Linked DNA regions of Homo sapiens: region 1 is linked to region 2. Evidence: chromatin contacts called from ENCODE Hi-C data. All regions are on one chromosome and are shown on one strand. Each heading gives the region's core, a stretch centred on a gene start or an enhancer-like site at or near the end of the contact. The rest is flanking DNA. Distances are from core to core; before and after follow the strand shown.

Region 1 (6,388 bases), core at 2,336-4,835, 5.2 Mb after region 2:
ACATGTGACTTTTATTTTTATCTATTTATTTATCTTAGATGTCTTGCTCTGTCACCCAGTCTGGAGTGCTGTAGTGCCATCATAGGTCACTGCAGCCTTGAATCCTGAGCTCAAGTGATCCTCTTGCCTCAGCTGCCTGAGTAGCTGGGACTACAGGCCTGTTCTGCCATGCTTGGCTAATTTTTTTTTTCTGTAGAGATGGAGTCTTGCTATATTGCGGCAGCTGGAGTGCAGTGGCTATTCACAGGCACTGTCTGAGCACACTGCAACCTCAAACTTCTGGCCTCAAGGGATCCTCCCACCTCAGACTTCTGCCCACGTAGCTGGGATTATAGGCATACCACCACCAGGCCCAGCATGACTATTTAAATTTAAATTAGTTAAAAGTAAATGAAGTTTAAGATCCAGGTCTTGTGTTGTGCTAGTCACATTTCAAGTACTCAATAGCCACATGTGGCTACCATACTGGACAGCAGAGATATAGAACATTTCCATCACTGCAGAAAGTTGTATGGGAGAGTGCTGGACAGCATTCAGGGGACTGCCATTAGTTCAGCATGGTTGGATTATAATAGGTATGTGGGAAGTGAGAGGAGGAAGTAGATAGGTGGAGGTTGGTTTTGTTTCTGGTGGCAGTAAAGAGCCATTTAACAATTTCCAATGGAGATGACAGCAGTGTGGAAGAATTCATGGGGAAGGGAACACTGGAGACAGGGAAGCTGAATGAAGGTGGAGGCTACTGCAGTGGATGATGCTGAAAGTAAATGATGGAGCTAGAACTAAAGTACAAGCAAGGGCTGGAAAGAAGAGGCAGAGTCATGGTGGTCAATAGGAAGAACTGCCCGCATGGAAGAAGATGAGGAAGTAGGAGGCTGAGAAATGGAGGAGGAGACTGAGAAAGGAAAGCATTTGCGCTAAGTCCTGGACAGCTGGGCTAAGGAATTGTTATTCTTCAAGACAGAGGACACAAAAAGGAAGTGGAGGGGTGGAAGAAGAGAATAAATTCTGGGCCAAAAGAGTGATTTTGTGGTGTCTCTGGGAAATCCAGCTGAGAATATCTGGAGGGCTGGTGGGTATTCTTCTAGGTCCCTTTATTCAACTTCCGACAGATTAAATTTGGAGAGACTGAACTCCCTCAAATTGGACAGATTGGCCAGTCGTGGTGGCTCACATCTGTAATGCCAATGCTTTGGGAGGCTGAGGTGGGAGGATCACTTAAGCCTAGGAGTTGGAGCCTGACCCGTGAGCTATGATTGTGCCACTGCACTCTAGCCTGAGTGATAGAGTAAGACCCTGTCAAAGGGAAAAGAAAGGGAGAGGGAGAGAGACGAGAGAGAGAGCAAGAAAGAGAGAGAGAGAGAAAAGAAAAGGAAGGAAGGGAGGGAGGGAGGGAAAGAAAAGAAAGAAAGAAAAGAAAGAAAGAAGGATTGATTAGACATACTAATTTCTCTAAAAAAATTAGGCCTAATAATAAACCCAATTGAAACAATTCTCTTTAAACTGCATTATAAGGATTTTTAGTACCAAATATATATTATCTTGAACCTAACTCAAAAGCAATTATAAATCAGTTTATTTTGTTCTATTGTCTCTGTATTTAATAGACATTTCTCCTCTAAGCCCAGTGAACAGTTTTACTATTTCGAATGAACTGTTTGTAAGTTCATTGAATTGAGGTATTTGGCCAGAAATGTGAAGCCTTCAGATTAAGGTGAATTTCTCTTAAATCAAACACAAATATAATTCTTTCATAATTCCTTCCCATTTTTATCCCCTGATTTGGGGAGGAGGGAAGACATTCTGCACAACTACCCCCAGCCCCTGCTAGGTTGCTGCTGAATTCCTGCATTAGTCTCTTTACTAAGGAGATTTACTTCTCTTTTCCTATATTTTCCCATGTTGCCTGACCACATGCATTGCCATAGTTAAAGGAAAGGTAATATCTCTCAGCTATCCAAAGGGACTATAAAAAGAACAGATTCCAACTAGAGATATGTTTGGAAGACTCTTGAGAAAGGTGAAGGGACAACAAACTGGTATTCACTCTCCAATTTCAACAAGATCCTATGAATATCTGCAAGATGATGACTAGGTGCTAGGGTTTATTGGTAAATTTTACTCAACTTCTTCTTCCCACCAAAACCACCTTAATCACACCCGAAACCACACCCTACATCAGATCCTATCATTCCCCTGTTAAAACACACACACACACACACAACAAACAAACAAAACACTTGAACAGCTTTCCATCATTCTTAGCACAAAGTATAAACTCTTTCACAAATACAAAAATTAACCAGGCATGGTGGTGCATGCCTGTAATCCCAACTACCCGGGAGGCCGAGACGAGAATAGTTTGAACTTGGGAGGTGGAGGCTGCAGTGAGCCAAGATCGTGCCACTATACTCCAGTCTGGGCAACAGAGCGAGACTCCATCTCAAAAACAAAACAAAACAAAAAAACTCTTCCAGGGTTTCCTGCATGGTCTGGCCCCAAGCCATTCTCATCTCAGGCCACTCTGCTCCTTAAGTTCCATTTCTGGGAGTCCTTAAACAGGTAAAGCCCTTTCCTGTTTTATCTTGGGGCTCTGGACGAGTTGTTCTTTCTGTTTACAAAGCCACACCCCACCAGAGCTGCCTGTCTTGATCTGTTAACCAAGTGTAGGCTATTTTTTGGTTTCCCTTCCTGCTCCACCCCCAACACCTGGGGAAAGGCTAGGTAGCATGTTGTTTGAGGGGCTCTGCCTTCAGGCTGCTTGAGTTCAAATCCTGGATCTACCACTGGCTAGCTGCTCTGTGACTTTGGGCAAGTTACATAACATAATTATTTCCCCATCTATAATTTGGAGATGATTAAATATATTTTGAGGATTAGATTTGTTAGCAGATGGTAAGTACGTGAAACAGCAATAGAAGTTCTCCTTTTAGCATATACTCCAATTTTCTTCTACTTATTTGTTTGCCAAGTTTGAGCCTGTTACCTTGAGATTGCTATGGTTGCCTTCTCAACCTCCCCAACTCCTACCCTCCAGCTGATTATGGTCTACTTATTGGACTCTGTAAATGAATAAAGAGGGAGCATGAGGAAAGGAGGTAGTCCTTCTAGCTTTAGGAGAGGCCACGGGAGTGAGCTTGTTGAACAAGACATGGTCGTGGCTTCTCTTTAAGCTTACGGTTTAGGCGGACACAGATGATGAACACACACCGGATTAGTGTGGCTTTAAGAAAGGGAATCCCAGGGCCTTAGGCCAACCCTGGAGTAACCTCGATGCCCTCTCCAGAAGGGCACCCGAGGAAGGGTCTAGGGCCCAAGAGCACCAAAATCACCAACGCCGGGGATTGGTAGGTAGCCTGAAAAATCTAATTCAGAGAAGGATGCTCCGCGCGCAGACATGGCTTATCCCCGTGCTACTGCATGAGCCACACCTAGGCCGGCCCCGGACACCGACAGCCAATGGCCGGGCCCGTCCCGCCCCATCCGGGATTGGCTGTGCGTGCCGCGGCCCTCCACCCCGCCCCGCTCAGGATCTTCCCGGGATTGGCTGAGCTACCCGACCTCTCCAGGGGATCGGCTGCGCGCCCCGCCCTTGCCCAGAGTCTTCCCGGGATTGGCTGCGGGCCTCGCGACCCTCCTGCTTCCCTCCCCGCCCCGCGCCGCCTCTCTGGTTTGTGCGCCCGTCGCAGGTCGCAGGCCTCTTTGTCAGCTGGAGTTGCGCGGTGAGTGCATCTCCAGTCTTCGGCTTTCGGTCTCCCGCGGGGAGGGCGCCCGGCCGGCCCGTGGGTCCGATCAGGGGCTGGGCTCGCCCGGTGTCCCCACGAGCTTTGCCCGCCTCGAGCTCCTCTGCTCCCGGCGGCCAGAACGGAGGGGTAGAGCAGCCCTCGGCGGCCCGGGGGGCGGGCGGCGGTGCCCGTCCCGGGGCTGCGCGAGGCACAGGCGCCGCGCCCAGCGGAACAGCCGGAGGTTCCCGGCGCAGGTCTGGGCACCGTAACAATTTTGCGCTTTGCTTCCCCAGGGCTGACGCGCCACTATGTAGCGGGTTTCGGGCGGGCCACGCGTGCGGGACAGGAACCCAACCCCAGCCGACCTTGAGCTCCAGGAGTTCGTCTCTTACGTCTGCGGAAGTGCAGCTGCCTCAGTTCTTAGCGCAGGTATGTTCCTAGCCTTGAGCGGGGTGGGGGAAGGAATGAGTCAGCCTGGAGCACGTGGCCAGTGGGACCGGAGGGTTCCCCGGCGTCTGTTTGTCGCCAAGGTCCGAATCCGGCTCCCCTTAACTGGAAGGAAACATCCATGTAGGGGCTCACCAAACAAAACAGCTGTGTTTCTAGTGTGGTTTCAGACTTAGAGAAGCAGAGATCCACGAGGTATTGAGAGCAACGCGGAAAATAGTAGTGAACCCTGTAAAAATCAAAGAAAAAAAATCACAAAGCACCCTTTCCTGTGCCCTTTTAAGGTTGACCCAGTGCTTTAAGAGGCTAACACAGAAGGGTAAAGTAAGTCTCCATAAAACCCAGAGAAGAGACTGGAAAGCTCCTCTTTGGATCCTGTCTGGAGTCACAACTGAACCAGAAAAAGTTTCGTTACAACTTGAGCGCCTTTGTGATTTTCTTTACAGTTTATAGAACAAGCAATACATTTCAGTTTTCTTTGGTTAAAACGTCATTTTAAAACTTTTCTTTCTATAGGTTGACAACTACAGGCACAAGCCATTGAAGCTGGAATGTCCTGTTGCTGGTATTTCAATTGACTTAAGCCAACTATCCCTTCAGTTACAATAGGAAAGTGCCTCTAATAAGGCCAAATATGCGTACTAACTTGTAGCAACCACGTGTCCGTGCAGTGCCACAGGAGCTAGAGCAGTGACAATGCTGGTGGCAACAGGGCAGTGTAGCAGGTGCTTCATGTTCACCTTTTCAACCTTTTCATTTAATTGTCACAACTCGGAGGTGGATTCTGTTAGGGACAGGCTGCCCCAGGACCACTCCGCCCCCGCTAACTCAATGCAGCTGACCCTTACCCTGAATACTCTGCAGCTGCATTCCTGAACCGTTATCTAGGCGCTATAGCAAGGTCACCAGACTTGCTACACCGAAGCCCTCTGGGTGGCACGGGGGAGGTCATGAGAAACGTGGATTACACCCCCTTGTAAATTCCTATTTTCACAAGATAATATATTGTAAGCCGGTCATGAGATTATATGTGGTAAAGTTAATTGACTAACAACCCCAGGGTCTCTCTCCCCCATATAAACCCCTCATTTTGTAAGCTCAGGGCTGCCACCTCCGACTGGTGGAGAAGCCTGGCAGGTTAATAAACTTACTTGGCCTGACCTTGGGTCTCTTGTCTTTTCTCTCGGCTAACCTTACAGATTCTATTCTCCCATTTCACAGGTAAAGAAATGGATTAGTGATAACTCAAGTTTCATCACCTGTGAGTATCTCTGAATGAGAGGCTTCACATGTATAACTTTTAGGCAATGTGACTTCTGGAAAGTCACTTGTCTCTTGAGATTTGGTGTCCTGGTGTAACAGTTAAGAATTATTTCAACCAAACTAGGAAAGGACCACAGTCGAGCTGTTAAGAATATAAACTCTTCATATTATTTCATTGCATTGAGCCTAAGAAGGTTCACAAAATTTGGCACAGAAGGAGTATCTGTCAGCATATTCTGTTTTTTTGTGTGTGTCTATGTAGCAAGTATTAATATTTATCTTGGAGTCATTCTTAATTCATAGCATTGTTCTTACCTTTTTATCTAAACTTTTATGTTCCATATTGTAAAGTCTAGCCTCATAAATTTAGGTAATTGCTCACAAGTTTGGATAATGTTGAATTGTAATCCCGATGTTAGAGGAGGGGCCTGGTGGGACGTGATTGGATGAAAAGGGTGGATTTCCCTCTTGCTGTTCCTTGTGATAGTGAGTTCTCATGAGATCTGGTTGTTTAGATGTGTAGTGTGGCTGGGGCAGTGGCTCATGCCTGTAATCCCAGCACTTGGGAAGGCCAAGGCAGGGGGATCACTTGAGGTCAGGAGTTAAGACTATCTTGGGCAACATAGTAAGACCTCGTCTCTACAAAAAATGAGGCAGAAGGATTGCTTGAGCCCAAGAGGTTGAGACTGCACTGAGCCATGATCTTGTCACCGTGCTCCAGCCTGAAAAGAAAAATTAATAAAAATAAAGGTTATGCAATTGTGCACATGTTATCTCAAGGCAGAGGCAGAAGAATGGCAGAGTTTAGATTAAAAGTGTGGCACCTCCCCTTCCTCCTACTCTGGCCATGTGCTTCCTGTTAGACATACCCCATGATTGTAAGTTTCCTGAAGCCTCAGCAGCCATGCTCCCTGTGCAGCCTGCTGAACCATGAGACAAACCTTTTCTTTATAAAT
Region 2 (6,694 bases), core at 3,570-6,069:
GATTTACAATAAAGGCAGCACAGCAATATTGTGGGGCAAGGATGGTCATTTCAATAAATGGTCAACTAGATATTAATGTAGAAAATTGTGAACTTGACCTCCACTCCATACACAAATATTAATTCAAAATGCATCAGTAACATAATGTGAAAGCTAAAACAATCAAGCTTCTACAAGAATACATCCAAGAATCTTCATGTCTTCAGCACAAATATTTCTGAAACAAAACATTAATAGTATTAGCCAGCAAAAGAAATATTGACAAAGTAGATCTGTTAAATTTCATAACTTGTTTCACCAAAAGATACCATTAAGAGAGTAAAAAGGCAAGCACATAATAGAAGATATTTAAAATACATATTTCTAACAATGAGCTTATATCCAGAATATCAACCAAATCAATGACAAACATACATAACTTGATTTTTAGAAAAGTGAGCAACCTACACAAGCTCAAATGATTTTTGACAAAGATGCAAAAGCAATTCAGTGGAAGAAGGATATCCTATGACCATGCAATTTCACTTCAAGATATCTACCCCAGAAAAGCTGGTGTGAGTGTGAACAAGGAGACATGTAAAGAACATTTATAGCAGCACTACTTGTAATAATGAAAGAAGCAATGACTATTCATTAGTCAGTAGGGAGATAAATAAATCCTATTTAATTCCTATCATCAAATACTACAAGGAGTTAAAATACACTAACTAGATCCATGTTTATCAATGTAAAACACAATGCTGCATTTAAAACAATTTACAAGTGCAGACAAATGTTACATTTTATTACAAGTTATACACTGACACACCCCAAATAATTTCAATACACTAAAAGATTCAAACATACACACAATATATAATACAAAACATGAACACCACCTTCAAGAGTGGTGATCTCTAGGTAAGAGTGGGATATCCAGGAGGGGGATAAGGGAATTTAGGTTATCTTTGTAATGCTTTATTTCTGAAACAAACACACACATTGCAAAATGTTAACACCTGTTTAACTGGTAATGTGAATGTAGGTGTCAGTTATATAATTTCTTGTTTTCTTCTGTATGTTTTAAATGTTTCACAAAAGAGTAAAAACAACCAAAAACAAAACTGCAAAAACCTAGGACTTCCACAGATTTTTCCATTCACAATTATAAGGTATTTGTTGTTACTGATGATAGCCCTTGTATTATACATTGCTCTAAAAAACTCAGAGAGAAACCTGAGCATTATTTATTGTAAGTTATAGAAATGTGCAGAGAAGTTACCTCTTCATCAGGTAAGTTTTTACCAACTATGGCTTTGAAAAATTTGGCAATATCTTCTAAAACGTGCATCCATTCTTCTGATTCCCAAACAGTGTGATAATCTTGGTACACAGGATAAGCTCGACCACAAATGCCATCAATTATTTTGTGAAGAAGCTAGCAAGAAAAAAGGAAATAAATGTACTTATAAGTAAAATGATGAAACAAATTTATCTTCCTCTTAACAAACAAATGTTGGGAGATGTTCATGTTATCTGCAAGACCAGCTTAAGTTAAAATGTATAAACCACTTTTAAGATTATTCTAATTAAAAATTAGAACTCATAAAAATCCTAGACTTTCTATTATTATGTTGACCTTCAGAAGCTAAAATAATTTTGTTATAAAAATTACATAATGAAAAAACTAAAAGGAAGATACATATAAAAGATTCCATATTTATAGCAACGACCAAACAAAAGGATAGGACTTATATCAAAGTCTCTTACTGTAGGCCTATAAGCTTCATTTTGCTTTGCCTCCATTTTCACAACATACTTTTTTTTCTTTTGAGGGTCTCACTATGTTGCCCAGGCTGGCCTTGAACTCCTGAACTCAAGCAATTTTCCCATCTCAGCCTCCCAAGTAGTTAGGACTGCAGACGAGCACCACCGCACCCAGCTCAGCAGTTACTTTTGCTGTATTCCCAGAAAGTCTCCAGTACTTTTTTCCTTTTTTTACTTTCCTTTCTATCCTATTAGTATCTTAATATCAGCAACAGAAAGCCTAACACATGTATAACTGAGCATAGTGATTAAGACTACGGATTTTGGAATAAAACTATCCAGTTCCAATCCCAGTTTCAGTATTTTCAAGTTTTATTTAAATGTTCTGAGTCTGCTTCCTCAAGTGTTAAATGAGGATATCATCTATTCTCTTAATCTTGCTGTAAGGATGGAATAAGAATACGTGCAAATCACTTGGCATCTTCCTGGCATGTACAAAGACATGTAGACATTGCTAGCCCTCGTTACCATTCTAATTATTATCACTAGTCCTCCTCCTCCAATTCATGCCTTCAGCATCTATTAACTGAGATAACACAATGCCAGTACTATTCTAAGCACTTAACATTTAATAAGGTTATCTTTCTTGAAGTTATTTGTATCTTACAAGAGGAGTATTTGAACCAAATAACTTGGAAATAATCATATTCCACCCCATTTTAACTAATAACTCCTTCCCTCTAACACCACACATGCCAGAACACAAGCAACTGCTTCCAAATGGTGGCTAATATACTATACAAACTGAATTTTTATTTACCATAAATCAACATACTCAATTTTGAATCCATTCAAAATTCTCTACACCTTATCCTATACTGTCCCCATGCTAAAAAAAAAACCCAGAACTCAAACTGAAAAATAAAAGCATTATCTTTTTTGGAATATGTTTGTTATTCATTCACAAATATGTAATGAACACTTCATCCCAGTTATTAAATAAAGTCATGGAAATGACCTTATTTAATGACAAAGGTCATGGAAATGACTTTATTTAATGGCAAAGAAACTATAATAGCTACCGTTATGGATCCCTAACTAGGTACCACACTCTGGACTGATCCTCACTACAACTCTGAAGTAACCATTGTTATTATTTCTATTTTACAAATGAGGAAACTGAGAATAAATAAGGCCCTACCATAACAGAGCTTTAGTCCATTCGAAAAAGGCAAACATACAAATACATGTAATTTAGAATGATGGGGCCATAATAAAAATATATACAAGGTACGAAGGAGCACAGAGAGGAAGCAAGGAAAAGTCCATCTTAAAAGGATGAGTAGTTGGCCAAGCAAAACAGGAGAGAAGAAGTGCATTTCTAGACACAAGCAAGTTATTTTGGGGGGTGCCTAGGGGGTGACAGGAGACAAGGCTGGAGAGGTGGGTGGAGCCAAATCAAAAAGGGCCTTGTGTACAAAGTAAAAGAGCCTAGACTTCAATCTGTGCTCAACCGGGAAGCAACCTATTCACACATTTGCATTATTTTTCCATATATTTGCTAACAGGTTGGAAGATGTAAGAGAGAGGGTGAGCCCAGATGCCTCAATTTTCAGTTAAGGAGTTAAAGATTAAGGGGCTTAAATTGTTGAGGACACTCAAAATGGAGGCAGTAAAGAGGTAGAAGAGATGTGAAAAGGGGGGGCCATGGATGAAACCTAGAACGTCAGGTTGAGAGGGGCTGGGTGAAAGTGGTGGTGCCACAAACCGAAAATGAGGCTACGGGAGGAGTAGGTCCAGGGGGAAAGAAGAGCTGAGGCAAGGGCATACTGAATTTGAGGTACCTGTGGCAGAAGCCTGACACTCAGGGAAGAGATTTTGGTTTGGGGTTTTTGGGGTTTTGTTTTGTTTTTTACCTGGCATTCTTGAACCATAGAGGAAGAAATTTTTGGCTGGACCTAAAGATTTAGAAGTCATCGACATATATGGTAATAAAGGTTATGGGCCTTATCTAAATGGGTAGAGTGAAGACAAGGAGAGCCAAAAGCCAATAAAACACTCAGAATCAACAGATCTGAGCATAAGTTCCAGCTCTGCCACTAACTGGATGGGCAATCCTGGGCAAGTTAGCCAAAATTTCTGCTGACATTTCAGGTTCCTCACTTGCAAAAACAAAGAAAAGAATTAGGTGTTTTTTTTTCTTGACCCTGGCAGGAGGTAAGTTCATTCCTTTCTGTCTCCTCCACACTTTCTCCAGTATAAATGGAATAGAGGAAACAGGAAGCCAAAATTGAGACTTATAAAAAAGATGCTCCACCAGGGCACAGGCTGTGTCTCACTCACCATTTACCTCATCCCATCGGGGCGCTCAATCTATGGTAGACTTCAATGAAAAACTGGCTGAACAAATGAATGTGGTTGCTTTTTCCAGATTCTTACAAGCCAGGTTCTTTTACAGACTGGAAGTCAATGGGTACATCACCTCTTGGGACGATCCTAACTAAAGTAACTCGCCCAGTTATTTCTCTTCCTACCAACCACCCTCAAGGGGGGAGGCAGGGTCCGCTTCGGTCTTTGTCACATTGTATTCCAGCACCTAGCTCTGTACCTGCTGTCCGGTAGGTAGGGAGCCTTTGGGAGGTTATGTGTTGAATGAATTAAGAAAACGTATACTAAGAGGCAGCAAACACCGACTTAAGCTTTCAAAGCCCAGTCTGGTGTGGGCGCTTCTGCGCGCAAAGCCCCTGGAGCTGCACCTCTAGGCTGGGGGTGGCGCCCCAAGCTGTCCTCCTAGGCTCCCCAGGGAAGGCGGGGACCAACCACCCGAAATCACGCCCCTTCCTCCTCCCTTCCCTAGGGAGCTTGCGAAGGCGTCCGGGTCGCACCCGGCCTGATCCGCACGCCGGGCTGTCGCGAATCCCAGGCCCCGCGCCGCTTCCCCCGGTACCCGCCCTCACCTGCGGGCCCAGCTCGGCCGGCAGCTTCTGCAGCCGCCACAAGGGCGTCCCCTCTTCCGGCTCCATCCCTGCGCGAAGCTGGGGCTTGGGTCACGTGTCAAGGCTGGCCGCTTGTCTAAAGCTACGACTCGCCCACGTGACTCTCGCCGGCGGGGAGGGGCGTGGACCCAAGAAGTCCCTGTGCGCTTGCGCAGAGACCGAACTACCGCTTTCCCCGTAACCAGGGAGACTGCAGTTTGCAGTGATGTGGCTAAGATACCCTTGTGCTATTAAAGGCACATTTACGTATCTTTCAACGCAGTTTGTACCTTTGTTTAGGGTTCTATTGAACTTTCTCTGTGCTCTTTAGAAAACCGTCGAATAAAGGTAACCATCTTTTTGGGTGCCTGGGCATGGTCATTGTCCCAGAGTTTTAACAGAAGTCTCTACTAAAGTATCCTGATTTGCAAGGTAAATTAAGGTTTTGCCATGAGCAACGTTCTGTATATAGATCATCCTAGGGAGAAGGTACTATTTTCAGCCCTATTTGCAGAAAGCAAACATGATTAGAGAAGTCACTAAGGTTGTCAGATTTAGCAAATGAAAATACCAAGCGTCCAGTTAAATGTGAAATTTCAGATAAACAATAATATTTTGTTGTAAGTATCCCCTAAATATTGTATGGGATATATTTATACTGAAAATTATTTGTCCATCTGAAATTCAAATTTAACTGGTGTCCTGTATTTTATCTGGCAACGCTAAAAATCACTGACCTAAGTAAGAGGCCCAGTCTGAAGTTAAACAAAATCAATCAGACTCAAGAGCCATGCTATTAATGTTGGACTAAGCTCAAAGTCCAAATATCCTTTCTGTTATTTCTTATTACAGCTGTTACTTTAATCAGGTGCTGAAGAATTCAGTGGTGGTAAAATGAGCATGTCCTGCAAAAGCGGATAATAATAACTAGTAGACCAGAAACAGGAATTACAATCTAATTTATAAATTTAATAATAAAAGTGGTGCAAAATGGTGAAGCAGAAGAGAAAGTATTCAATCTATGGGCTACGCAGAGAAAAACTACTCATTAGCAGCATTCTAGGTTTACCTCCTACGTCCTTTCTCTGTGTGCCTCAACTCTAAAAGGTGAAGTCAATTTCTTTCTCCCGTGAGTTTTCATGATATTTTAGCTGTCCCTCACTTATTTACCACTTTCTAGTTCTTAATGCAGATAGATGCACAACACTCATTGCCCTATCTTAAATGTAATTGTCTTAAGATACTTTGTGAATAGGAGCTCCCCTAGTAATAGTTAAAATGAGAAGTCTGGAAAACTACTTCACCTGAGTCTTTCTGTAAATCTAATGATGGGTAAGGTCTATTTTGAGAAAAAAACTTAAATTTTATGTATTATAATAATTGGGAGAAAAGTACTTTCAAGCATCTACTATATGTCAAACCCTTCATATATTTTTATCTTACTAATTCCTGCTACAGCCTTGTACAGTGGGTATTACAGATGAGGAAATGAACTTGAAGTAATATATTTTGTAAGGTCACATAGATAGTAGTTACAAAATCACTGGTCTGAGGCCAGAAACGGTGATCTCAGTTTGCATGCTTGACTACCCCTGCTGAGGAACTGAAATGATATGGCTTACCTAAGGCCACGTAACATGACTAAATAAGGTAAAATGACACACCTAACAGGGCCCAAGGTTTAGTCAGAGGACAGAGAATTAGGTCCTAACTCATCTTTCAAGCAACACTGAGTACTAAGAAGAATTTGATCTTTACTCTTGAATTTGGATGGGACAAAATTTAGCCTGCAACAAATATGGTTTCCAAAATAGTTAACAACTTGCAAGAGAGACAGCGCTTAATATTTGCCCTTTGATTAGTAAGAGGATGTTCTTATGTGTGTAATCCAAGAGGTTTTCAAAACATATGTCTGTCTCTTGTAGTTCCATCTCTATGAGGTATATTCTGGTCTCCATCTCCCAAATCTTATT

Evidence for each region. A loop is a pair of places that touch in the nucleus more often than their neighbours do. Pooled maps may share reads with other maps.
Region 1: a map of CD4-positive, alpha-beta T cell shows a loop between it and region 2 (7-fold over the local background). The contact joins the promoter of DANCR here to the promoter of COMMD8 in region 2. A Hi-C loop is called at or near these places in 4 of 168 maps with a recorded cell type or tissue (CD4-positive, alpha-beta T cell, CD8-positive, alpha-beta T cell and naive thymus-derived CD4-positive, alpha-beta T cell) and 8 of 50 pooled maps.

The regions. Positions count from the first base shown.
Region 1 is chr4:52,708,809-52,715,196 of GRCh38, forward strand. DANCR (differentiation antagonizing non-protein coding RNA) reads left to right here and starts at 3,586. Exons shown (of 5, transcript NR_145129.1): 1 at 3,586-3,719; 2 at 4,016-4,151; 3 at 4,686-4,734; 4 at 5,391-5,430. It overlaps MIR4449 (microRNA 4449), which reads left to right and starts at 3,874; the gene lies at 3,874-3,939. It overlaps SNORA26 (small nucleolar RNA, H/ACA box 26), which reads left to right and starts at 4,441; the gene lies at 4,441-4,562. RefSeq lists silencers at 3,392-4,225, 3,400-3,969 and an enhancer at 4,220-4,269.
Region 2 is chr4:47,458,883-47,465,576 of GRCh38, forward strand. COMMD8 (COMM domain containing 8) reads right to left here and starts at 4,820. Exons shown (of 5, transcript NM_017845.5): 1 at 4,704-4,820; 2 at 1,262-1,417. The coding sequence starts at 4,769. LOC107986277 (a long non-coding RNA gene) reads left to right here and starts at 5,001. Exons shown (of 3, transcript XR_001741683.3): 1 at 5,001-5,069. RefSeq lists a silencer at 4,551-4,810 and an enhancer at 6,459-6,508.